2 separate regions of the Homo sapiens genome follow, and region 2 is linked to region 1. A link is a loop called in an ENCODE intact Hi-C map of the cell type or tissue named here. Cell type or tissue: OCI-LY7. All regions are shown on one strand. Each heading gives the region's core, and the rest is flanking DNA. Links, peaks and the distances in the headings are about the cores only. Region 1 has its middle 110 kb from the start of ARG1. Region 2 overlaps LOC105378005 (a long non-coding RNA gene).

Evidence for each region. Hi-C counts contacts between places; a loop is a spot of excess contacts. Peaks named below come from ENCODE experiments on the same cell type or tissue, not always from the same donor. Only the 100,000 strongest peaks of a DNase experiment are listed, where the experiment ranks them.
Region 2: it touches region 1 in a loop (4-fold over the local background); 2 of 110 quality-filtered maps call a loop at or near these places.

The regions. Positions count from the first base shown.
Region 1 is chr6:131,454,035-131,466,951 of GRCh38, reverse strand. No RefSeq gene overlaps it. Among named protein-coding and RNA genes, the nearest start is that of ARG1, 110 kb to the left of the region's middle. In OCI-LY7, for the core only: CTCF peaks have their summits at 6,592 and 6,798; a DNase peak (open chromatin) is centred at 6,821.
Region 2 is chr6:131,362,793-131,375,709 of GRCh38, reverse strand. The region is part of intron 3 of LOC105378005 (a long non-coding RNA gene); the gene reads left to right. Among named protein-coding and RNA genes, the nearest start is that of ARG1, 200 kb to the left of the region's middle. In OCI-LY7, for the core only: CTCF peaks have their summits at 7,246 and 7,449; DNase peaks (open chromatin) are centred at 7,139, 9,339 and 10,019; H3K4me3 peaks cover 2,297 bases; H3K27ac peaks cover 5,045 bases.

The sequences.
Region 1 (12,917 bases), core at 1,821-9,820:
AGTCTTTAATCCATCTCGAGTTGATTTTTGTGTATGGTGAAAAGTAAGAGTTCAGTATTAACCTTCGTATATGGAAAGATCTTTAAATGTCTTCAGGGCTTTGTCACAGTTTTAAAACACAATCATATATTCATTGACACTTCTGCCACAGAAAAGAGGGGTCTATGTTTTCTCTTGAATATGATTGGGGCTTGTGACTCTTTGACCAATCAATTGTAGTGGAAGAGACTTCTGAGGTTCCATCATTAAAGGCCAGACAGCCCACTCATTGACAGGAACACTTTCTCTTAGTGCCCTGGGTAGCCAGGTAAGAAGTTTGAATACCCTGAGGTCATACTGCTAGGAAGGTCACATGTAGGCATTTCAATTGACCATCCCTGCTAGGCTCAGCCTTCCAACCATCCCCCTAAAGTACAAAACAGTGAAGCCACATTGGACCCTTCAAAACATTTTATTGTATTTCACAGTTTTGTGGGCCAGGAATGGCACAGGGTTCAGTTGGGTGATTCTTCTATTCCATGTGGTATTAACAGAAGTCATCTGATAGAACAAAACAATGAATCAGCTAATGAACCAGCAACAGAGACAAGCTCAGCAGTTTCTGTCCAAATACCTGACCCACAATATTGTGAGATATAATAAAATGGTTTTTTAAGCCACTGAGTTTTGTAATAGTCCATTATGTAGCTGGAGTAAGATCCTTCTGCCAACAATCCCTGAAATAATAAAAAGAATATAAGAGAGTGATTTATGATGCTGCTGAGTGCAGGACCTCATACTCTGTGAGTAGAAAAAGAATTGGCTAATATAGAAACTGAACACCGGAATGTTCACTATGATTGCCATCAAACCACCCTTTTCGGAGGATCCTAATATAATAGAGCAAACATATCCCATCAGTGCCCTATCAAAAAGAATCCAATCTGTCCCAACCAAAATCCCCCATTCTTATGAAATTTCAAGTGGAATTCCATAAGATGGTATTCCATGAGACAATATCCTTCAAAATTTTTGTGATGGTGTAATTATTCCCTGGATGGTTAAACATCTTTCAACTCTATAAAGATTTAGAATTAAATAGAGAAATGTGTAAGTAAATCAAAACCACAATATTAATGTTGGTGTTAATATTGCACATCTTTCATTTTTATGTACTTGTTTATAAGAATTTAGCCAGTTAGAGCAACAGATTCATACTGTAATTCTAATCTAAAATGTATAATTGAGTAATTAATTTAGACTTGTGATTTCAAAGTGAAATCTTACTAAGTTTACAGTTTTAGCACATTTAAGAGAACTTGTTTCTCCAATATTACGTTTAATATTTTATACTTTTAAAGTACTCTGAGTTTTTTAGTTGTCAGTTTCTGTATTAAAAATGAAATTATAGGCTGGTCACGGTGGCTCACACCTGTAATCCTAGCACTTTGGGAGACTGAGATGGTGGATTGCCTGAGCTCAGGAGTTTGAGACCAGCCTGAGCAACATGGTGAGACCCCGTCTCTACTAAAAATACAAAAAATTAGCTGAGCATGGTTGTGGGCACCTGTAGTCCCAGTTACTCGGAAGACTGATGCATGAGGATTGTTTGAACCTGGGAGGCAGAGGTTGCAGGGAGCCGAGATTGCACCACTTCACTCCAGCCTCGGCGACAGAGCAAGACTCTGCCTCCAAAACTAAAATAAATAAATAAAAATAAAAATGAAATTATATATATAGTTAATAAATACACTTAAAATGTTTGAAAATATCTCACTAAGTTTCTCAAAATAGGACCAAACATTATTTAAAGCTAATATATTTCCTAATTTCAAGTCCTTCCAAAAGAATTTCCTCCTGCCATAGTTTGCTAAGAGCTATTCTAACTCTTTCTCTCCTGGTGATTTATCTGAGAGCTGTTGTTAAGAAGTATGACTGATGACTGCCAAGGGCAAGAAAAAAGGGAAATTCTCCCTGAACAAGAGTGAAGAAGAATCTATTAATTATCAGCAACAGAGACAAGCTCAGCAGTTTCTGAATAAAATAATATTCTGCCTGGAAAACTACCCAGCACCTGTCAGTGCTGAACCACTCGGGAACTTTGAGCATTCACTCTCCCTTGGACTGCTCCACCGCCTCCAAGGAAGTGGAGGAGCAACTCTGCAAACCATGTTCAGGGAGGTCACATGAAGGGAGAAAGGGGCCTGTTGGTCTTCCCCTTTAAGTGACAATGACAATATAAACCCTTCTTTTTAAGAAGAGGATATTGTTAAAACCATGAGAGAATGAGAAGGCAAAAATTGGGTGTAAGGAAAAAGCCAGTTTTTACTAATTCTCGTTCCCTAAACCTATTGGGCTTACTTTTGATACATTTCATTTACACTTATTCAGTATGATCTGATGTGTGTTTGCAGAACATTGTAATAGATTCTGAGAGGTTGCACAAGAAATAGAGAGAATCCTCTCCCCAGGGAACTTGCAATGTGAAAAATATGATACGCACATGGAACAGAAGTACAATGCAAAGAACCATTAAGGGCCGGGCGCGGTGGCTCATGCCTGTAATCCCAGCACTTTGGGAGGCCGAGGCGGGTAGATCACTTGAAGTCAGGAGTTCGAGACCAGCCTGGCCAGTATGGTAAAACCCTGTCTCTACTAAAAATACAAAAATTAGCTGGGCGTGGTGGTACACACCTGTAATCTCAGCTACTCAGGAGGCTGAGGCCAGAAAAATCACTTGAACCCAGGAGGCAGAGGTTGCGGTGAGTTGACATTGTGCCACTGCACTCCAGCCTGGGTGACAGAGTGAGATTTAGTCTCAAAAAATAATAATAATAATAATAAAAGTTTAGAGAGGTGCAGATTGACATATTATATGGATATTATATGGATAGATTAACTGTAGCAGTGCTGAAATAGAAAAGGGTCAACGGATAGAAACATCTGATTTGCACTTTATTTTATTTTAATTTTTATTTATTTATTTATTTTGAGACAGAGTCTCACTCTGTCACACAGGCTGGAGTGCAGTGGTTGATCTCAGCTCACTGCCACCTCCACCTCCCAGGTTCAAGCCATTCCCCTGCCTCAGCATCCCAAGTAGTTGGGATTATAGGCATGCATCACCACACCTGGCTAATTTTTGTATTTTTAGTAGAGACGGGGTTTCACCATGTTGGCCAGGCTGGTCTCAAACTTCTGACCTCATGATCTGCCCACCTCAGCCTCCCAAAGTGCTGGGATTACAGGTGGGATCCACCACACCTGGCCTTATATGCATTTTAAAGGTGTGAGTTTTGAAGAGGTGAATTGAAATGTAGAGGAGGAAAGTAAGTTCTAGGTGTTAGAAATGAAATATTTTTATTTCACGTATATCCCACAATTAAATCAGATTGAAAAGATTACACAAGAAGTGTAAACGTGAAACTATAAATAAATTCTTAGGACATGTGTGATAGATGAAATAGAGGATGGAGATAGATGGATAGAGGACAGAGAGAGAATTTTATGTAAATGTATTCAAATGAGGCCTTCATCATAGTTTCTAACATATAGAAACACTATAAACACCAACCGCTGTTAAGATTCTCAGTGTTCATCCTTGATTTTTGACGTGCATGAGGATTTCTTCAGGGGCACACTACCATGTTGCCTACTCAGTCTTCAACAAAATCTACAGTCTACTGGGGACTTTGCCTGAATGATCACTTACGCAACATTCCCAGAGTTACATTTGAAACCCTGAGGTCTGTTTACAGTAATGATGATGATAAACAATAACAATAATAATGGCTTGTTTATATTTAATGGGTCTTCATTTTGCTCCAGGTACTATGTTAAACATTTTACAAATATGAGTTCCTTTAGTCTTCACAACAACCACATGTGGTAAGCTTTGTCTTTATCTTCTTTTTAGAGGTGAGAAAACTCAGAAAAGGAAAGGCTAAGAAATAGGCCTGAAGTTGCACAGTTAGAAAGTGACAGGCCTGGGTTTGGAGCCCAGGCAGCCTGACTCCAGAGGCCAAGCGCATGGCCATACCTCTGTAATCCTTGACCAGTCCTCGAAATGCAAGACCATCCAGTCACATTGCTTTTTCTACACATTCATCCACATTCCATCCTGAACCAAGCACTTACTGACTTGCTCTCCCAGTTTTCCTCATTCCTTGTCCCTGATTTATTATTCTTTCTCCTCCAAGTCCCAGTTAAGCCTCCTGAAAAAGCATTCTATCTTCACTTGCTCTCCTTCCATTTTCTCTTCAATTTCCTTCAATCTAGTTCTGCACTCTCTGTTCCTCCTCTCTCTCCCCATTTATTGGAAAGTGCTAACACCAAACTCCAACTGGTTCAAATTCGAGTCTATATTTTGATCTTTCTCTTAACATGATACCATGTTCTTCTGAGACTCCTGACTCCCTAGACTTTCCAGGTACTACTCTTTCTAGCTTCCTCTCCACCATCCACTCCTGTTCTGGGTCTCTCTATTGGAAGTAGCCTCTCATTCCCATATGCATCTAGAAGTATGCACCTAGAAATATGGACATATATTTTCCCAGGCAACAGTCCCAACTCTAGTGTTTATCTAAGCTGTGCCTCTTTGCTTCTCATATTTTCCCTAGGTTCCTCAACTCATTTTCCTCTGTACTTCAACTGTCAATGTTTAGCTCAGGCCATGTCTTTCTAATAACACATTTGGATACACCCACTCTCAGGTTCACTGGCAGGTGCGGAGACTCACACTTCCCAGGCAGTCCAGCTCAAATCTTCCCCTAGCCCAGCGGAGCAACAGATGACACCTTCTCTTATCTCACCAGCCTCCCTTTTCTCCACATGTGTCTCAAATATTCACTTCCTCTGAATTCTTTTGACTTTATACAAACCACTATCAGTGTGTGGGTCTAGGATATTGTCTGTGCAGATCCCCTACTTGCTGTGGGAAATCATCCAGACTCCATGGTGTTGTTATAACAGGACTCACCATCTTCTTGCAGATCCACTACCTTGGCCACAGCTGACTGGCCCAAGGGCATCACCTGATCTACAATTGGGCCATAAGAGTTATTCTCCAGTTTGCTTTCTAACTGGAATTGAGGGAAAAAAAACAACAATCCTTCTTGTTATGGGTTGAGTTGTGCTAAGAGTATTTTATTTACTTTCCTCAAATCTGTGAATTTTCCAGTTTTCCTCTGTTATTGATTACTCATGGTAATTGCAAACTTGTGAAATTTGTTGAGACTTGTTTTGTGTTCTAACATATGGTCTATCCTGGAGAATGTCCCATGTGCACTTGAGACAAATATGTTTTCTGCTGGTCTGGGTTGAAATATTTTATATATATATTTTAGGTATAGTTTATAGTGTTGTTCAGGTCCTCAATTTCCTTATTTCTGTTCTGTCTAGTTGTTCTGTCCATTACAGAAAGTAGGGTATAGAAGTATTCAATAATCATTGTAGAACTATCTATTTCTTCCTTTAATTCCATAAATGTTTGCCTTATACATTTTTGGCTTTGTCAGATACGTGCATGTTTTTTATATCTGCTTAATAATGAAGCCTCTATATCCATTCAGAAACTTAAAAGGATCATAGCTTTTTTTTCAAGTTGCTCAGGAATTCTAATAATAGATTGGGTAGCCACATGTTTTACAATTTAGTATTTAACATAATATTTAGGATATATATATTATTTGGCATAATGCAGGGTCTAGAAGCTTTCCTATAGCCAATTAATTCACATAAAGGAATATAGAAAGTTTTTCAAACATGAAAAAAGAATAATTAGGACAATTGAGTGAATTTCTAATCAAGTTTGAAATGAAAATCAATTACAGAAACCCCTACAGAACTTCCTCCTCTGTGAAAATGTTACAATGTGAAATTTACATGTAAACAAAGGATGCTTTGTAAGAAGTACCTCTCACAGTAGATAAATGTTATTTATGTAAACACCTGTCATACTTTTAGTAATTTTGTAACCCAAAAAGTGAATCTTGTATAAAGTATTTTAAAAGTGCATTTTCTAGTTCTCTGTCATTAAAAAGTAACTTCATCTAGTTCCAGGCAGCAAAGAAAAAACATCTGTGCCTTGTGCCTTGGCATTTTCTTTTATAGTGTCCTCCTGCGTAGTTGATCCCCGTGCCCAGATGTGAGAGCTGCTGTTTCTTTAAAGGATGTGGAAGATTAGTTCCCTGTGCTTTTGATGCCTGTCGGAAATTTCAGTACGGTGCATTAAGCAGCTTGAATGAGTCAGAGAATTTTTTAAAGACCCAAAGTTAGAAGGTATAAAACAGCTTTTAAAAAAAGCAAATAAAAGAATATAAGGTCGTATTTGATGTTTAAGTATGGACCTCATTCTGGCGCTGCAAATAGGTGGAAATAATCCCCAGGCTCACAGAGGGAATATATGATCTATAAATTATGCATCGATGTGACTTGTTTTTACTTACTACATCTGCTCATTCCATAATTCCTCTATTGGAAAATGTGCTCTTCCTTCCCTGAGACAGTGAGGGAACCAGGGAGAGCCAGAAATAGTGTGTAACCTAATTTTTTCTTTGTCTATCACCACCTCTGTCAACACATACACACACACCACACACACACACACACACAGAGAGAGAGAGAGAGAGAGAGAGAGAGAGAGAGAGAGAGAGAGAAAATAATTTCCAGTTAGTCCTCATGAGAATGAGAAATTGCTCCAGAAATGGGGCTAGAGCTGGGGTCGGGACTCCCATCACCAGATTTGAGGCTGAGTAGGAAAATGGGAGGGGCCTGCTCTGAAAAAGGAACAAGTAGGTCAGTTGAAGGAGGGCATAGGAGGACTGAACCCTCTGGGGGCGCCGCTGAGCTGGCTGCAGCTGTTCTGTACTGCCAAAAAGCAGATAGCCGTGGAGAGAAAGAACAGAGAGAGCACCAGCTGAGACAGCATGAACAGGGACAAGGGAGAGGTGAGGACTGGCCAAGCCTACTTAGGCAAGAAGGATATTTATACAACACTTTACAGTTTATGAGTGTTTTTATTCCACTATGCCACTTATGTTTAAGCAAATGAATTATGTAAGAGGCAGATAATATTATCTCCAGACAATGTAATTATTTACTTTCACAAATAAAGAAACTGAGGCTTGCCTAAGACCGCAGTTTTACTAAGGATAGAGCTATAATTCGACCTACCTCACTTTATGCCTCTTAAACCTGTCCTTTTTTTTTTTTTTTAATTTTTTTGAGACAGAGTCTTACTCTGTCACCCAGGCTAGAGTGTGGTGGCATGATCTCGGCTCACTGCAACCTCTGCCTCCTGGGTTCAAGCGACTCTCCTCCCTCAGCGTCCTGAGTAGCTGGGATTACAGGCACGCGCCACCATTCTTGGTTAATTTTTAATTTTTTTTTTAGTAGAGGTGGGGTTTCACCATGTTGGCCAGGCTGGTCTCAAACTCCTGACCTCAGATGATCCACCCGCCTTGCCTTTCCAAAGTGCTGGGATTACAAGTGTGAGCCACCACGCCTGGTCAAACTTGTATTATTTAGAATGTCGGTCTCAAGCAGGCCTACTTAGCTGTGGGTCAAAATACAAGGCAGTAATGCAAATCTTCCAGTAGAGCTAGAGCTGAGTTTGTGATGGAGGTAGATGCTAAGAGGTCTGGCTGGGCTTATAAGCTGTTTTCAATAATAAGTCATTTATCTTAAAGGCAATAAGAATATGACCAGATTTATATTACAACAGAGATGTGCAAACTATGGCCTCCAGAACCAAATCTGGTCTGCTGCCTGTTTTGTAACCAGTTTTATTGAGTCCCATCTGTGCCCATTTATTTACATATTGTCTATGGCTGATTTAGTGCTACAACTTGTAGATTTGAATAGTTACAACAGAGAACATGGGGCCTGCAAAGTCTAAAATAACTATGATCTGGCCCTTTTCAGAAATTGCTGACCTCTGTTTTAAAAATCAATCTGGCTGCAACAGGGATTAGAGGGAGCCAAGATGAGAGACAAGAAGCCCAGCCAGAGGTGACCTCAGATCTCAGTGAGAGATAATTGGAATCTGAAGTTTGTTGTTTGGGGCAATGGCAAGGTGGGAACATGATCAGGTTTAAAAGATGCTGACATGAAGACGTGAGAAGGCTTGAAGACAGGATGTGTGAGTTGAAAAAATGGAAAGATGGGAATGATTTTGATTACACTATAACTTTTTAAGATGGAAACTGAAGGCACAGAATTAGATACCTCCCCCAGGAAGAGATGAAAGGACAGACCTACTTCGTCTCTAATCAAGAATAAGGGAAGAGACTCAGGTGGAACTTTAAAGAACACAGGCTGGGAGTGGTGTCTCACCCCTGTAATCCCAGCACTTTGGGAGGCTGAGGTGGATGGATCACTTGAGGGCAGGAGTTCAAGACCCCATTGAGGATCATTTGAGCCCAGAAGTTCAAGACCCTGTCAAGGATCATTTGAGCCCAGGAGTTTGAGACCAGCATGGGCAACATAATGAGACCCCATCTCTATTTCTCAAAAACAAAATAAATTTAAAAATAAAACTACTGTGTGGGTGAATAAAATGGATCTTTTGTACCTGAAAAAGCTTTGGTTTATGTTCCAGGAGCCAAACTGAGTGGGACAATGTGTATTTAGCCTGAACAGATTATTAAAGTCCAGGGGCCCCCAGTGCCTGGATGTCATATAAGCTGCCAAACATCATTGCTAACTCAGTGTGGAATGGGAAGGATGGAAGCTGGACATCTTGGCAAAACCCCATCTCTACCAAAATACAAAAATTAGCAGGGTGTGGTGATGGGCACCTGTAATCCCAGGTTTGCAGGAGGCTGAGGCAGGAGAATAGCTTGAACCCAAGAGGCGGAGGTTGCAGTGAGCCAAGGCTGCGCCACTGCACTCCAGCCTGGGTGACAGAGTGAGATCCTGTCTCAAAGAAACACACACACACACACACACACACACACACACACAGGCTTATGTGTGCTGTAAAGTTTTTGGTATAAGGAATATCTATTCTTCCACTTCTGTGGATATTCTAACTTTTGGACTTGAATCAAATTAGGATCTCAAAAGACTACACATGTAGACCACAGCCACTTAGCACCACATAGACATGCCTTGATTAAGTTTCAGTGAAACTTTATTATTTCCTCTAGCCTGTAGATTGAAGCCCAAGTTTATCAGAATTTGTAGTAAGAACCCCAGCTTAGTCCTAAGCTGTGTTAAACCTAAGATTCAAGGGAGTCTGAGATGTCTGGAGAGCCTATGGAGAGTCTGTAGGAGTGTTTTTACATGAACCTGCAAGGAGCTAGACGGGAAACGATCTCAAGGGACAAGAGAATTAATGTATTGACATCTTGAATATTGATACAAGGAAAGTTCACAATTACTATTTCACCAAATTCTCTCTAAGCACAAGGCATCAGCATTATTGGTACCAAGAGTTACAATCTGAGTGCCTGCTTATTAGGAGACAAGCATTGTTCTAGGTTTTTGACTTAAAATGTCCCAGTTAATCCAGCAACATTTTAAGAGGGTGTTACTCTTGTTCCCCTTTCATAGATTAGGAAATTGAGGCTTGAGATGTGAAATATAATAACTTTTCTGAGATCACATGGCTGGTTATTAGTAGCACCAGGATTTACACTGTCAAAGCTAAAGCTATCCTGGACATATCTCTGGTGACAGGAGTAACAGCCCACAACAGGTGTACCACAGCTTTTGAAATTTTTGATAACTCAATGCAATCTCTGTTTTAAGCCTCATCCTGAAATGTCTATGGGTCATTGCAAAGCTTCCATCCTTCCCATTCCACACTGAGTTAGCAATGATGTTTGGCAGCTTATATGACATCTAGGCACTGGGGGCCCCTGGACTTTAATAATCTGTTCAGACTAAATACACATTGTCCCGCTCAGTGTGGCTCCTGGAACATAAATCAAAACTTTTTCAGGTACAAAAGATCCATTTTATTCACCCACGCAGTAGTTTTATTTTAAAATTTACTTTGTTTTATTTTGTTTTGTGTTTTTGAGAAATAGAGATGGGGTCTCATTATGTTGCCCAAGCTGGTCTCAAACTCCTGGGCTCAAATGACCCTCCCACCATGGCCTTTCAAAGTGCTGAGATTACAGGTGTGAGCTACAGCGCCCAGCCAGTAGTCTTAAATGTGGAATTGGATTGCCTTCCGGAAGGACACACACTCCAGAGTTTTGCACCAGCCCTACTGGTCTCTCAGTTGCATCACTCCAAACCCGATTCCCATGTTTATGTCACCTACCAAGAAACTAGGCACGTTGGATTTATGACCCTGGTTAGAGAACCCACAAAACCTTGGTCTCCATGGTCTTGCCATAAAAGGCCAAGCCTTAGTCCCTTCTGCTCTTGGGACCCACGGACCCTCAGAGGTCTTTCTGTCTCTCTGGCAGCTCTTTCTTCACAGCCCTGGGCCCTGGAGAATATTTCTTATCTTGTTGAATCCTTTACCCGCCATGCGTATAAAGGTTTCTTTACCTGAGTCCACAAATTTGTTCCTCCCTCCAGAGTTTAGGATTTGGAAAATAAAAGCTAGAATTTCTGAATTTATCCTGCCTTTTCCTCTCCAGAGGCAAGGAGGGCCAGATTTAAGATCAATTTCAACAGAGAGAATACAGGGAGGAGAAAAGCAGGATAATATAGGATAAGATAATCCCCAAGTAGTATCTTGCTAATTTAAGTCCTTTGAAAAAAAATGTCACTTAACTGTCAGGAACAAAGTATAGAATAAAGGTCCTTAAATGATTTGGGTGAGAGCTCTCATAACTTATCCTCTGGCACCAGCCCAACAACTAGAAAGAAGAGAAGAATATGCAAAGTATAGCAGAGTGAGTTTAATATCCAGAAAAGTTAGAAGCTGAAAAAAGCTGTGTTTTCACAGCATTCTCACATAAGAGCAATTGCTCAAACCTCTTTTCAACACATATTTGGTAGCATTCTGAGAGCCTGCCCATTGCCTGGTGAAACATATTCTGATGGTGTGAGGTCACGAAGCCCTGACACCATTTCATTCATTGTCCCACTTACAATATGTGCTGCGTTGACCCCATCAGGGTTCTCATAAGTGGAGTCATTTTCTTTTTAGATTGCAGGTCAGTTTTGGGTCTTCTTTCTCCCAAGATGGCAGCTTGGTTAACAAGTACTTGCCATTATAGGGTGAGTTCTAGAGATTTAATGTACAGCATGGTGACTACAGATAATAGCAATGAATTGTATGCAGTACTTGAAATTTGCTAAGAGAGTAGAATTTAAGTGTTCTCACCACACACCAAAAAATGTGAGATGTTGAGGTGATAGATACATTAATTAGCTTGATTGTACTAATCATTTCAGAATGTAAACAACTATCAAAACATCACGATACACCTTAAATATGTTTAATTTTTATTTGTCAATTATAGCTAAATAGAGCTGAAAAATGATGAAAGACCAAACATATAGAGAATTTAGCATGGCATTTGCAGTCTTTTTTCTATTTTTATCCAAGTGTGGCTTTGGAAGTTGAGGTCTGGTGAGTCTTTATTCTCACGTTCTTTATATGAGATGTTTTATCCTGAAAAAGAGTGACAATTTCTATTTCTCCTGCAATTGTGGACTCTTTAAATGCCCAGTTTGCCTTTCACCTTAGGACAGTGCTATTGAGTAGTACACGAAAATATATTCCAGGCCTGTAGCCCAGGTTCAGAAGTGTAAAGCATGAGATTAAAGAGTCACAAAGCAGGCTGGCTTCGGAGATATTGACAGGTAGATTGTGTGGCAGCAAAAAGGTGAGGCAGAGAGACTGTGAGGGTTTAGGTGGGCAGGCACAGTGTAGCATTTTTGGAAATGCACCATTAGGGATCTGAAACGGCATGAAAGGATTGAACGCAGAAAACTGAGATCTGATGTAACAAGTAGTGGATAACACAGGAAGCAGGCTCCACACACTGTACACAGAAGACTGACATGTGAGTTGCCTGGTTATATATCTAAGAATGTAATTCAGTCCAGATTTGACCACCCAAGTCTATTCAAGTCCATCCAAACATTTTCCAATTCACCAAGACTGTCAGGGTGCAAACCTGACTCTTCTTAGGCAACATTCTGTTCAAGCCAGGTCTGGAGCTTGTGGTGTTTCTCAAAACACAATCTGTGCACACCTTCAATAAGAATCACTTTAGCAGCTCTTAAAAATTCATACTCCTGGGACTCTTTCACAGCTATTCTGACTCAGAAGTCCTGGTGTGGATCTTAAGAATTTCAATTGTCTTAGAATTCCTGATCCAAGATGACCAGTGACAATGCTTCATTCTCCTGGGCACAGAAATTGAATTACAGTTGGCATAAGACAAACAGGGTTAATAGGTATCTTCTCCAGGATTAATATAAGTACATTTGGAGAGAGCAATATTCTTTCCACCAATATTGCTAAGCTTTGAGGAGGTAAGCTGGGTCAGCTGGGGTTCATCTTTCTACCATGTAGAAAGAGCCTTCACGTAGAATGTTGCAAATCGCAAATAAGCACATCAGTGTTTGAGTTTTTGGACACAGTAATGTTTGAAGTCTACCTGGAATCTCCTGGCTCCTGGTTCTTTGAGCCCATGCTTTAAAAAAAAAAAAAAATCGTAAATTAATTGGAATTAATTATCTGCTGCTTGCAACCAGATCGCCTAGTATGAAACATACCAGAAGGTTTCCATGAGCATGGTATGGATCTCCAGTGTAATGGGAATTCTGAGCCCACTGAGGTCATCCTTGGGGTTCAGAGCAGAGGTTCTAAAATCCATGTTGTTTTTATTGTGCTTCTTGATCCTCACACGATCCTTGGCTGATTTTTCCCACTTAAATGCCTTCAAATACCACAATGATTCAAAAAATCAATCACTTTACCTATATCATTTTATTGTGGTTTTGATCAATAATTCAAACAC
Region 2 (12,917 bases), core at 2,543-10,542, 92 kb after region 1:
GGATTTCAATGTGCTTTGGGCAGAGGTCCATGGGGGAGAAGGGATATAGAAAAAATATGATCGCTCCTCTGAAAAAAATTACCAGAAAGCATCACTGGAGCTGAATCTCAAATGAATAATTGTATGCCAGGAACCGGGAATGGACATTCCCAGCTCCAGGCAGCAAACTGCTGGAGGGCCAGAAGCTGGAGGTCATTCAGCAAGGGTGGGCAGGAGCTCCAGAGGGGCTTAGCCAGGGGCAGAGGCTGGTCCCCAAGTGAGAAACCTGTGTGTCACACTGAGAGTTCCAAATGATTTTAAGTGGAACAATAGGATAGTAACAATTACTCAAGCAACAAGAACGGAGGCTGGGCTGGAGGAAGCTGGAGAGCAGAACCTAAGCAGAAACTTCCCTTAGCTTGAATTGCCTCCAGATTAATAATATGGATGGAACCAAAATGTGAGACATTTATTAGCAATATTGAGAAACGATTATATAGGAAAAAAGTGTTGAAATCCAGTGTTACAGTTTTTCTTCTTCACTTTGGCTACACAGATTTGACCAAGGATTCATTTAAATCTACAATTACCTAACATTTCCCATCACTGCCAGTTATTATGTCATTACAGTTACCAAATGAGAATTCTCATGGCTTTAGTTCTCAGGTAATGCTCAATGGATAGTTTCATCAACTTTGGCCTCTTCAACAAGAGATGAACGCTAAAGTGTACGACGTCCATAGAAAGTCGTTAGAAAGTCATTATTTAAGGGCTTTTTCATATTGCAAATGGGTCCTTTCTGGAACAATTTGCTTTATGTTTATAAAAAGTATTAAGCATCAGTGCATTTCACACTTGATAATTGGTTTTCTCTTGGCATGACCTTCAATCTGCTACTCAGCAGAAGATACTTCCACCTTCAATTGTAAGATGATGTTAGGGACACATTTCTGCTGGAGGTGGCAGTTACAATAGTTTCCACACTACTCAACACACTGAAGCTTTGTGACAAAGAACACCATTTGCAACTTTGACTCTTACATTAAGTTATGTTTTATGTTATTTTGTTTTCTTTCTCAGAAAGAGACTCTTTCAAAACCCATAGCTGAGCGAAGCAGGTTGAGGAATCCATGATGTGGTATACATTCAGGTATTATTGACACTTCCTACCTCTACAGATGTGAATGTGCTGAAACTAGTGTAGCTCTTGCCTGGGCCTCTCCCAAGGCCCTGTACCTGATTTTATGTTCATAATTTTCTATCCTTGACAAGGGCCTCCCAAATTGTATAATATTCAGGCTCTATAAAAGCTAGATGCATGCTTGAGCCTAAGTAAATCAGACCACAACAACCTAGGAGCAAGGTCAGAGACAAAGAGTATTTCTCTGATTCCTTGGTTTTTTATTTGTTTGTTTGTTAGATGGAGTCTCACTCTGTCACCCAGGCTGGAGTGCAGTGGTGCGATCTCGACTCACTGCAACCTCCACCTCCCAGGTTCAAACAATTCTCCTTCCTCAACCTCCTGAGTAGCTGGGATTACAGGCGCACGCCACCACACCCAGCTCATTTTTGGTTTTTTAGTACAGACAAGGTTTTGCCATGTTGGTCATGGTGCCATGTTGGCCAGGCTGGTCTCGAACTGCTGACCTCAGGTGAACCACCTGGCTTGGCCTTCCAAAGTGCTGGGATTACAGGCATGAGCCACCGTACTCAGCTTTCTGATTCCACAGCAACTTGTCCTGCAGTCACTCAGTCTCCCTGAAATTCCTTCCAAGTATCTCCAGGAATTCCCACAAGTATTTCATGTACTTTCCCAAGCTAATTCCCTTAGCTACGGCAGTCGCCATTTGACTCTGCCTGTTCTGCTTCACAATAGAGCAGGTCTTGTCACTGATGATAGGAAACGTTGCAACTTTGCTGTTGAGATCAGCTTCGCTGCTGACACCCACCATGCCCAAGTCAAAGCAACTAGGGCTGGTGCTGAGCAGAGAGACTCCAACACTGGGTGTCGCATCTTCCTACCCTTCCATCACCATCTCCTGCAACTGATAGAGGTGCAAGTGCTTCCCCTGTCGCAGCCCTTTTCAGTTTAGCAGGCAATACATCACAGCCTGCTCACCAAATGTCTAAGGCACAATGCCCCAGGGGCCAATCTGGAAGGTAATCTGAGAGACAGACCTGAGGCATTCATTTAACCAAGCTCGGCTCTTCCCTCTCCTCCTTTGCCTTCTTTCTCAAGAGGACCATTAGTCCCTCAGGTAAAACACACTCTTGGAGATTCCATTCCAACAAACTTACCCAGATGTTCCTAGCCATGGAATCAAAGAACAAAGGAAAGCTATGAAACAACTGCAGAACCATGCAGAGCAGTCACAGGCGAGGCAGTCTATGGTGGCCAAGAGTGCAGGCTCTGGACTCAGACTGTCTGAGATCTCACCCCGATGCTGCTATTTAATAGCTCTGAAACCTTCGGCAAGTTGTTTAATCTTTCTGTGCCTCAGTTTCATCATCTGTAGAATGAGGATAATAGTAGCATTTACTACATGTGGTTGCTATAAGAACTAAATGAGTAAATGTATATAAAATGGTTGGGAAATGGTACTTTATGAAAAAGTTATAGGAATTTGGGTCACCTGGTTGAAGCATGGAATAAATGCCTATCTTGAAATGGTATCTCTGCTATTTGCTTAGTATTTATTTACTTTTTAGAGTAAAAGCAATACATACACTTAAAAGAAATTAAGGCATTCAAAACATATAGAGTGAGAGAAGCATCTTTTCACCCTGGACCCCAGCCAGTCAGATCTCCTCCCCAGATACAATGTCACCATCAGTTTCTCGTGCCCCCTTCCACGGATACACTATGTGATTGCAAGCATCTATGTAGGTTTAACTTAACTGATGAACTCCGGATCTACAAAGGTGACTGAGAGGGCAGTGATCAGCTCTCCTACAACTTGCCTTTAGGGAACTGACCATCTGGAAGAGGAGCCGATGAGCAACAAAACAGGGCAGAAAGGACACACGGCCACAATGAGGGAAGCCAGAAAAAACAGAGTGGGAGGAAGCAGAAGCAATTATGACTGGTGGAATCATTAGTGGAGAATGTCCTGAGCCTAAACCAGTGATTACCTCCTTTTATGTGTATGTCTGTGCTAAGAAGTTTATTTAGAGTCTCATCCCAAAAGTGTAAACTTCACAAAAAGCTTTACATAGCCAATATGATGGGGCTCTATAATGTTGGGTATATGCAAGTCACTATTATTAAAATTCAAATTATTTTACTTTTCTAAACTAAATTAAATGGAGCACTGAGCCCAGAGAACGATGCCTGAAAAAAGACCCTTTGTGACTATGGTCAATAATAATTTAGTGTTCATTTAAAAATAATAACTGAAAGAGTATAATCGTATTGCTCATAACACAAAAGATAAATGCTTGAGGCGATGGGCACCCCATTTACCCTGATGTGATTATCACACATTCCATACCTGAATGAAAATTTCCCATCTACCCCATAAATATATACATCTACTATGTACCCACAAAATTTAAAAATTAAAACAGAAAAAAAAAAAGACCCTTGGTATCCAGGCTGCCATGGTCCCTCAGGAGATGCTCTTTGTCTTGGTCCGCTTACCTGAAGCAGCCTCACTCTCTCCGGGCTCTGGGTCTTGTTCATGTCACAAACAGACCCCGTACTCTATTCAGGATCCAGGCCACCCCCAACTGGGCTTCTCCCTGCACACAGAACCTGAATTCCCCCAACCCGCAAACACGCTAAAACCCTTAACTCCTTCCAGTGCAGACTTTTGTCTCCGGCCTTGACTCCTTCCAATCTGTGTTCCTTGTTGCAGCCAGAGTGACCGTTGTCATTTTTGTTTGTCTGCTCACTTGATCTTTAACAAGATTTACATTAATTTAACATGGTCTCAAAACGGCATTCATATTAGTTAATGCAATACAATTTATTTTAAATTACCTGTGCAGTTTGAACCAAAAGTTGTCCATTACTTTAGGTTTAAAATAAAGAGGATTTGGTGTTTGTTTCTTTTTTAATCTATGACAAATATGTAAAACTCCTCTGTCAAATACTAAGGCAGGCAATATGAACCATGAGAAACTTACTTTTGTTTTACTTAGAAAAGAAAACTATGTAAAAACTTAAAATTGTACCAACAAAGCTGTTTTGTAATGTTTCCTTGCCGGTCTAAAAATTTTCAATAATTGTAGTGTAGTCTTGGAGGTGGGAGCCCATTTGCACCCCGAATTCGTTTTTCATGGCTGCCATAACAAATTACCACAAATTTGGTGCCTTAAAACACAGAAATGTATTCTGTCTCAGTTTAGGAGCTCAGAAGTCCAAAACTGAGGTGTCAGCAGGGTCTCTCCAAAGGCTCTGGGGGAGAATCTTTCCTTTCCTTTCTCAGCTTCTGGTGCCTTCTAGCATTCCTTCGCTTGCAACAGCATCATTCCAACCTCTGCCTCTTGTCTTCAAACGGCCTTCTTCTGTCTGTGTCTCTCTGTGTCCTGTCTCTCCTTTCTCTTATAAAGACATCAGTCTTTGGATTTAGGGCCCACCTTAAATCCAGGATTAATTTATCTCAATATCCTTAACTAATTACATCTGCAACGACCCTATTTTCAACAACGACCTAGGAAACAATCTCATTAGCTGTCCATCTTTAGTTAACATTGCATGTAGAGTATGTGCCCGCCTACACCAAGATCCAAGTAATTTCCTTAATGAGTTGACACATCAGTTCATTTCATCTGCTGAGGTCAGTGAGAGAACTCAACATATTGGCTATCAATATTTCTGAATTTTATTTTTTAAAGGACACTTTTATCCTAGTTACTCCAAGTCTAGAATAGATAATTAACTAAAGCACTAACAAGTGCAGGAGAAGTTAAAATTTACCTCTCCCAATCTTAGATCTTAGATGGGAAAGAACCCTGTATCAAAAGACCCATTAACAAGAAAAAAACAAACAAGTTTATTAGCAAGTTTATTAGTTTATTAACGTGCATCATAACACATTATTCAAGAGACACCTCAGTGAAAAGTAACTCAAAATGGTTTCAAATTCCACTTATATATCATCTTCAATAAAGAAAATACATTTGTAGAAAAATAACAGGATGAAGGAAAGTAGATTTAGTCTTCCAAGGTGGGAAACTGTAGGACGGTAAACAGATGGAGAAAACTAATGCAATAAGGTTGGTTTACTGATTCCTCTGGTGCTGTCTCTGAGCTCCTAAGGGTCTACAGTTGTCTCCAGTAAAAAATAATTTATATCCTGTCTTTAGACAAAAAAGGGGGCGTATATAGAGTGCTTTTCCTCCAGTTGCTGCTTCTTTAGCTTAAAATTTTTTATCCCAAAGAAGCATATTTTTGGGTGACATATTCGATTTACCTCACACGGATACCTTCTGCTTTCAAATGTGCATCGAATGGCATGCCAGGAAGTCATGGAGCCCAGGTTTCAGCTCATAAGCAGAGAATGATTGAAGGGTGGCAGAATATGCCACCTCGAAGTATGCCACTTTGGCATAAGGAATATTTTGAGCTAAAGGCACATAAAAATAAAAGCAGCAGGTACAAATGCTCTGACCCTACATTTTTCTTCCCAAAAGCAAGAGCCAAAACCCCCATATGTGCAATTCTTTTACCAGGAGGAAAATAACATTCTTACCAAGGACAGGAAGTTGAAAGTGAGGAAATTTTGTAAAACAGACCTTGTTAAACTCATTCATATCTTCCTTTAGCCTTTCCACATAGTTTAGTTATTGTTCCACAATTGCCACTTTATTCAAGCTAGTATAAAAGCATTTAGGTTGTGCCACGTTGGGTTTTCATTTCCCTATGAAGCACTCCCATATCACATAAAACTTATATTAAATAAACGTGTATGCTTTTCTGTGTATCGGTCTTATGTCAGTTTAATTTGCAGGCTCAGCTGAAAAACTCTAAGAGGGTAGAGGTAAATTTGGCCTCTCCTCTAAGATCTAAAACAAATTTGGTCCTACCACACTGCTGCAAAAACCTATTGATGATATATATGCTCACTGCTCATAGGACAAAGACCTAACGCTAAACCAGGACCTGCATGGTCTGGCCCTTGGGTCTGACTCTAGTCTCGTTTCTGGTCACAGCCTCATTGGCTCTCTGTATCCCAACCACTTACACCTTGTTCCTCAAAGGTGGCATGCCATCATGCAATCCCCACCACAGGGAAACACTCACTTTTCTCTGTCAAACAAATGCTACTACCCCCCTATTCCTTTCTCCTTTTCCTACCCTGCAGCTCTCAATCAGTCCTCATTTTCTCGGGAGGCCTTTCCTGACCTCCCGGCCAGGCCAAATCCCTGAAGACAGTTCCCACAATCTCTTGCACCCCTTCTTCATGGCCCCTCTCACAGGGGCTTTTGTGTCTATTTGAGCAATTGTCTGATTAACATCAATGAGCCCAGTGAGGGTGGAGATCCCGTCTCTTTTGTTTTCCATTGTGTCTCCAGCATCCAACACAGAGTCTGACCCACAACCGATATCCAGTATACATATTTGTTGAATAAGTTAACAAGCACAATGATCACCCTGCTCGTCTGTGTTTTTTTATCTCACTTTGTTGGGTGGTATCCATAGATAGAGTCACGGGCATACCTGCATTGGATTCAGGGCAAAAATCCTTTGGCAATCTAGGCAGCTTTGTTCCCACTGAGAAAATTATAAACCTGAACAAAAGCTGAGGTTTGAGAAACGAGGACAAACACTGCTTTTGCACAGTCAATAGAGATTTTCACAGCATGTTCTCACCTTTTTTTTTTTTTCCCTTTAAAAAATTAGTTCTCTGCTATTGCCCAAGTAGGAGGTATACAATAGAGAGGAACAATGAGGAATTGGGCAGGGGGCCATGCTGAGTAGCAGGATATGATATCAGGTAACAACTTGTGAGCCATGTCCTCAGAGTCCTCCTGCCAGGCTATATCTGAATTGGTCACATCTTCTCCGAAAGCAGGCGTCCCCCTTCTGTGCACACTGACAGAGCCTGGTGCTTTGCAGAGCGCCTGCCAACTCCCGAGGAAGGCTTTGTTGGCAGGAGCACCAGGAAGTCTTGGTTTCTTAAAGGCAAGCAACCCACTGTTGAAATTTATGTTGGCCTCCAACTGCCACAAAGACAATCTGCTGAAAAGTTTATTTCAGGTTGAAATGAAAAGGAAATGTCTTAAATGAATCCAGCTGTTTGTTTCAGTTCTCATTTTTTAACTAGTTGAGCCCAGCATATTGATTTTCAGAAAAAAAAAGATTAAAAGGCTGCAGATGTATACAGCCCAGGGTATTGATTTTGGGGGGAAATTCAGTCAAATAATCAAAATGTCATTTCTGGATAAGAGTCCCCATCTTTTTGGATTTTAACAGGAAAATAACGAAGCCCTCCAGCGGACTGGGGAGGAAATAGACAGTAATTCTGCTGCTGCTTGTGAGCAAGTAACCCATTAGAAACTGGATGTAGAGAAACCCCTAAGGAAAAGTCTTTTTGCTTGTTACTCTCCCGTGTTTTCAGTTTTGAGCTCTAGACTGCGAAGGAAAAGTAGGAATACTTTTTTCATAATATTAAAAAACTATAATGTAATAATTTTTAAGATGCAGATTTCCAGGTCTCCAAACTATGAGACTTTGATGCAATTGGTCTGGCATGAGAGCCAGGAGCCTGCATTTTATTTTATTTTATTTTATTTTTTAAGATGGAGTTTTGCTCTTGTCTCCCAGGCTGGAGTACAATGGTGCCATCCCGGCCCACTGCAACCTCTGCCTTCCCAGGTTCAAGCAATTATGCTGCCTCAGCTTCCTAAGTAGCTGGGATTACAGGCACCCGCCACCATGCCCGGCTAATTTTTGTATTTTTTTTTTTTTTAGTAGAGACCGGGTTTTGCCATGTTGGTCAGGCTGGTCTCGAACTCCTGAGCTCAGGTGATCCACCGGCCTCGGACTCCCAAAGTGCTAGGATTACAGGCATGAGCCACCACACCCAGCCAGGAGCCTGCATTTTAAACTCGCACTGCACCTAGCTCTCTGAGAGCTAAGGAAGTCCTTCTGAATAGGTACTTCAATGATTCCCAAAACTTTTTCTTGCCATGGCACACGTTAAAAATGATAGACTTTGCCTAGCATACTGGAGTAAACAGATGGGATAGTTTCTAAGGATTAACTGAAGTTTTTGAAGGCCTTGATTATCATGGTAATTATACTGATAATTAACTGAATTCTACAGAGAATGAAGCAAATATGGACTTTGCCAGAGGCCAGGACTTTGCCCCCTTCTTTCTCCACCGACTCCCTCACAGGCTTCCACACCTACAACCACCCACTAGCCAAGCACCCCTGAACTGCCGACTGAACCTGGAGTAGGGCTAAGGCTGGGCCAAGAAAGGGAAGGGACTAGGCCCCCCAAGAGGAAGACAGTGAACAACTTTTTTTTTTTTTTTTTTTTTTTTAATGAAATGGGATCTGGTTCTGTCACCCAGGCTGGAGTGCAGTGGTACAATCATGGCTCATTACAGCCAATCTTCTGGGCTCAAGTGACCCTGCCACCTCAGCCTTCCGAGTATCTGGGATGACAGGCATGCACCACTATACCCAACTAATTTTTTCATTTTTATTTTTGTAGAGATGGAGTCTTGTTTTGTTGCCCAAGCTGGTCTCAAACTCCTTGGCTCAAGCAATCCTCCCACCTCAACCTCCCAAAGTGTGTGGGCCAATGTGCCCGGCCTCAACTTTTTTTTAAGGTAGACTTTTGATCACCAAGTTGTCATATAGTTACAAAGTTGTTAGCAATTTCTGAAAGGGTATTATTGCTTAAAATAAATCACTCTTACATAAATAATACCTAGTACTTAACTGGGACATACTGTATGTAGACCAAGAGCAGGCAGATGAGGGTGCACACCTCTGATTCTCAACCAGGAGTGATTCTGCCTTCCCCCTGCCCCACTCAGGGGGACATCTGGTACTGTCTGGAACCATTTCGATGATTGCTACTGGCATCCAGTGAATAAAGTTCAAGGCTGCTACTAAACACCCTTCCATGCAGACCAGCTCCCTACCACAAAGAATTATCTAGCCCAAAATAGTCATGGCGCTGGGGCTGAGAAACTCCTCCTTACATGAACATGTGGGAGGACAGAGTGTGTCTCAAAGGAGTTTTTCGTTTCTGTGAATGACAGTGTCTGGCTGAAGAGAACATATTTTGTTAAGGTGAAGTCTGGAAAGAAATGCAGGTTTAAATATTGTCTGTAAGTCAATGTTTACATTGTGTTTCAAGTTCAGTGCTGCTGGTAATTGTTTGGACCTCTGAATTGGTGATTGTGTCAGCCTAACTGCAAACCATTCCCATGGGGACCTGGGTACAACACCTCTTAGGGCACAATGCAGAGCCACATGAGCAAGTGGCAGTACTGTGACTACTTTTTGTTTTGTTTTGTTTTAAGAAACAGCAGCATTTCATAGGAAATAAGCATTAAACTGGTTGGAAAGAAACTGTTTTCTTTGCACTGACTTATAACCTCATATTTATCCCACACTAGTTAATGCTTCTGAAAGACATTATGGAATTCTTTGCTTTTAGAGTGAAGACATAATGACTGCAAAATAAATTTGCCAAAGAAAATCCTAGATGCTAAATGAATTAACAAAATCAGCAATATGTATTCATGGAGAAAGGCAAAAGCCCTCAATTAGACTTAAAATTTCCAAATTGAAACCTTGGACTCTGACCCCTGTGCATCTTCCAGGTCTTTCTGTCCACCTGGAGCACAGTCACTGAGACACTAGCATATTCCCAGACAGGTCTTGCCCTGCCATGGGCAACCAAGGGGTCTCAGGGAGATATACTGGATCCTTCTCTGTCTGGTGGCTAATCACACTGTGCACCAAGCTTTTTTGATGTGGCTACTCAGCACAGGGCTGGACCAGCCTGCAGGAGAGATTTCCTTTAGAGCCTGAGCGTAAATAGAAGCAGAAGACCTTCTGTTGCTGGGCTCACTCACATCACTTCCCCTTGAATAGATGCCAGAGCAGGTTGAAGGAGAAAACTCGAACTCTGCTCCTTTTCTTTGCTACCACTTCCGTTTTTCATTTTTACCCCTCAAGCCAGAAGGTGAAGGCTGTGCTTTCCTTTCCATCTTTTTTTTTTTTTGGAGATGGAGTCTCACTTCTGTCCCCCAGGCTGGGGGGCAGTGGCACAATCTCGGCTCACTGCAACCTCCGCCACCCAGGTTCAAGCGATTCTCCTGCCTCAGTCTCCTGAGTAGCTGGGATTACAGGCGCACGCCACCATGCCCGGCTAATTTTTGTATTTTTAGTAGAGATGGGGTTCCTTTCCCTTTTCTATCCAGATGAACTTCCTCCACTAGGCTCATGCCAGGAGGACAGGCACAGTGCCTTCCTTCTTCCTCACTTCGGCCTCAAGGCTAAACTTAAGGACATACACACAGTACAGGAGAGAGAACTCACAAAGAATAGCTAAGGAGAAAGATAATTTTTAATACTCTACTCATATTAGGTATGATCATCACCTTTTTACAGCTAGGAAATCAAAGTGAAAAAGACTTAAATTACATAGTAGGTGGTGGAGGCAGGATTATTATTATTATTATTATTATTATTATTATTATTGAGATGGAGTCTTGCTCTGTCCCCAGGCTGGAGTGCAGTGGCACCATCTCGGCTCACTGCAACCTCCGTCTCCCAGGTTCAAGCAACTCTCCTCCCTCACCCTCCTGAGTAGGTGGGACTACAGGCATGTGCCACCACACTCAGATAATTTTTGTATTTTTAGTAGAGACGTGGTTTCACCATGTTGGCCAGGCTGATCTCGAACTCCTGACCTCAAGTGACCGGCCCAACTCAGCCTCCCAAAGTGCTGGGATTACAGGCATGAGCTACTGTGCCCAGCTGAGCATGTGTTCTTCTATGGAAAAACACTAGTGGGAGAATTAGAGTCATCCTTTCATTAACTGTGTGACCTGTCTTTGCCTCAGTGTTCTTATCTATAAAATATAGATGATTATAATGATGCCTGCTTTCTGGGAATGGTCTAAAGATCAACTGAGTTAGTACATGACAGCATAAAAGCATGATGCAAATGTCAGGAGGAATTATTTTTGTGATAAATTTGGTACCCATCACATTGGTGATGAGAGAACTGACTCTCATATTCAGGAACTACTGGTTTTTGTGTTTCTTTTTCTCCTTGTTTTCAGAAATTATGCTGCCTAATTAAAATCTCCATTAACTATGGATGAATGATTAGCCTCTGTAGTTATTATCTAAAGAGATATTGCTATAACAACTTTGACTTTTAGACTCCAGACTAAGTGTTTGTTCAAAAAAGAATATTTCATTCCTAATAGCTGCATGTTGGACTGGTCTAGTCACTGCAATTACCACTAAAAGCAAATGTCATAAAAAATTAGTCTCTGTAAGTAGAGTGTGAGTTTTCTGAAAAGGAGATTTACTTTAGAATTAGGCTTTGTTTCATCTATTATTAACAGGATTTCATATTACCCTAGTATGTGTCATCACCCACCTTCTCTGGAAACTCTGATGGCAGTCCCATCATTATTCCTTTTTTTGTTTTGCATTTATCATCTATATTGCATAGTTAATACTTAGGTTACTGGCACTACCTCACATAGTGGACACCTAATAAGACCCCCTTCCTTCCTCAACACTTCTTCTATTAATAAGGCACTTCTTTATCAAGGGGAATCATTTTCATGTGGTTAGAAAGGAGCTGAATCTCCTTCAAAGAGCCAGATCCCCTTCCAACAGTGACTGGTTCAGGAACAGGCACATGGCACAACCTGTGATGGAATGTTGTATTGCATGTATTTTTACCTTCATCGTAAAATCTTCCTTTGGAAAAGCACTCTCCAGCAAACAGCCTAGGAACCTTCCAGAGCTGGCTCCAAGCCCTATCTCTTCCCTCTCTTCCCACCTTACCAACTTTTTCCTGCCTTCTGACCCAGCCATACTCTGAATACCACCCCATGTGCACTTCCTCATGCCTGGAAGGTCTCTCCCCAACTTGCCTGATAAACTACTACTCAGGTTCGTAGATTGTTTCAAATGGTAATTCTGCAAGGAATTCTTTTGATCTCGTGAAGTCACAGTTTTTTAATTTAGAGTCTAGAGCCCTCTGTTCATATTATTCCACTATTACAGCACCAACTATACCACCATTGTAATGTATCTGATTACCTGTAATTTTCCCCAACCAAACTAAGCCCCTTTGGAGCAAAAATCATCTCTTAATTGTCTGTAATCCCAGTACCTTGCATGCTACCTGGCACACAGTAAGTGCTTAATAAATATTTGTTGAATGAATGAGTTCAGGGACAGGCTTCATCCTCGAGGTCAGCTGATGTACTCTAGGGATCCAATAGAAGCCTCAAACCATGGCAAGAATGAAAACATCTGGAAAAAAAGCACGGATACACAAATGCACACATCTGAGTTATTCTCTTTATATTCTCCTTCCCTACTTAAAAAGTTTTATAATTTGTTTTTGTTTTGTTTTGTTTTGTTTTTTTGAGATGGAATCTCGTTCTGTCACCCAGGCTGGAGTGCAGTGGCACGATCTCGGCTCACTGCAACCTCCGCCTCCTGGGTTCAAGCAATTCCCCTGCCTCTCCCTGGTAGCTAGGAGTACAGGGCACGCCACCACGCCTGGCTAATTGATTTGTATTTTTAGTGGAGGTCGGCTTTCATCATGTTGGCCAGGCTGGTCTGGAACTCCTGGCCTCAAGTGATTCACCTGCCTCTGCTTACCAAAGTGCTGGGATTGCAGGCATGAGCCATCGCGCCTGGCCCAAAAGTTTTATAATTTGAAGCCAAGTTGCATTTTTATAAAGCTGAGTCTTAAAGGAATTCTCTA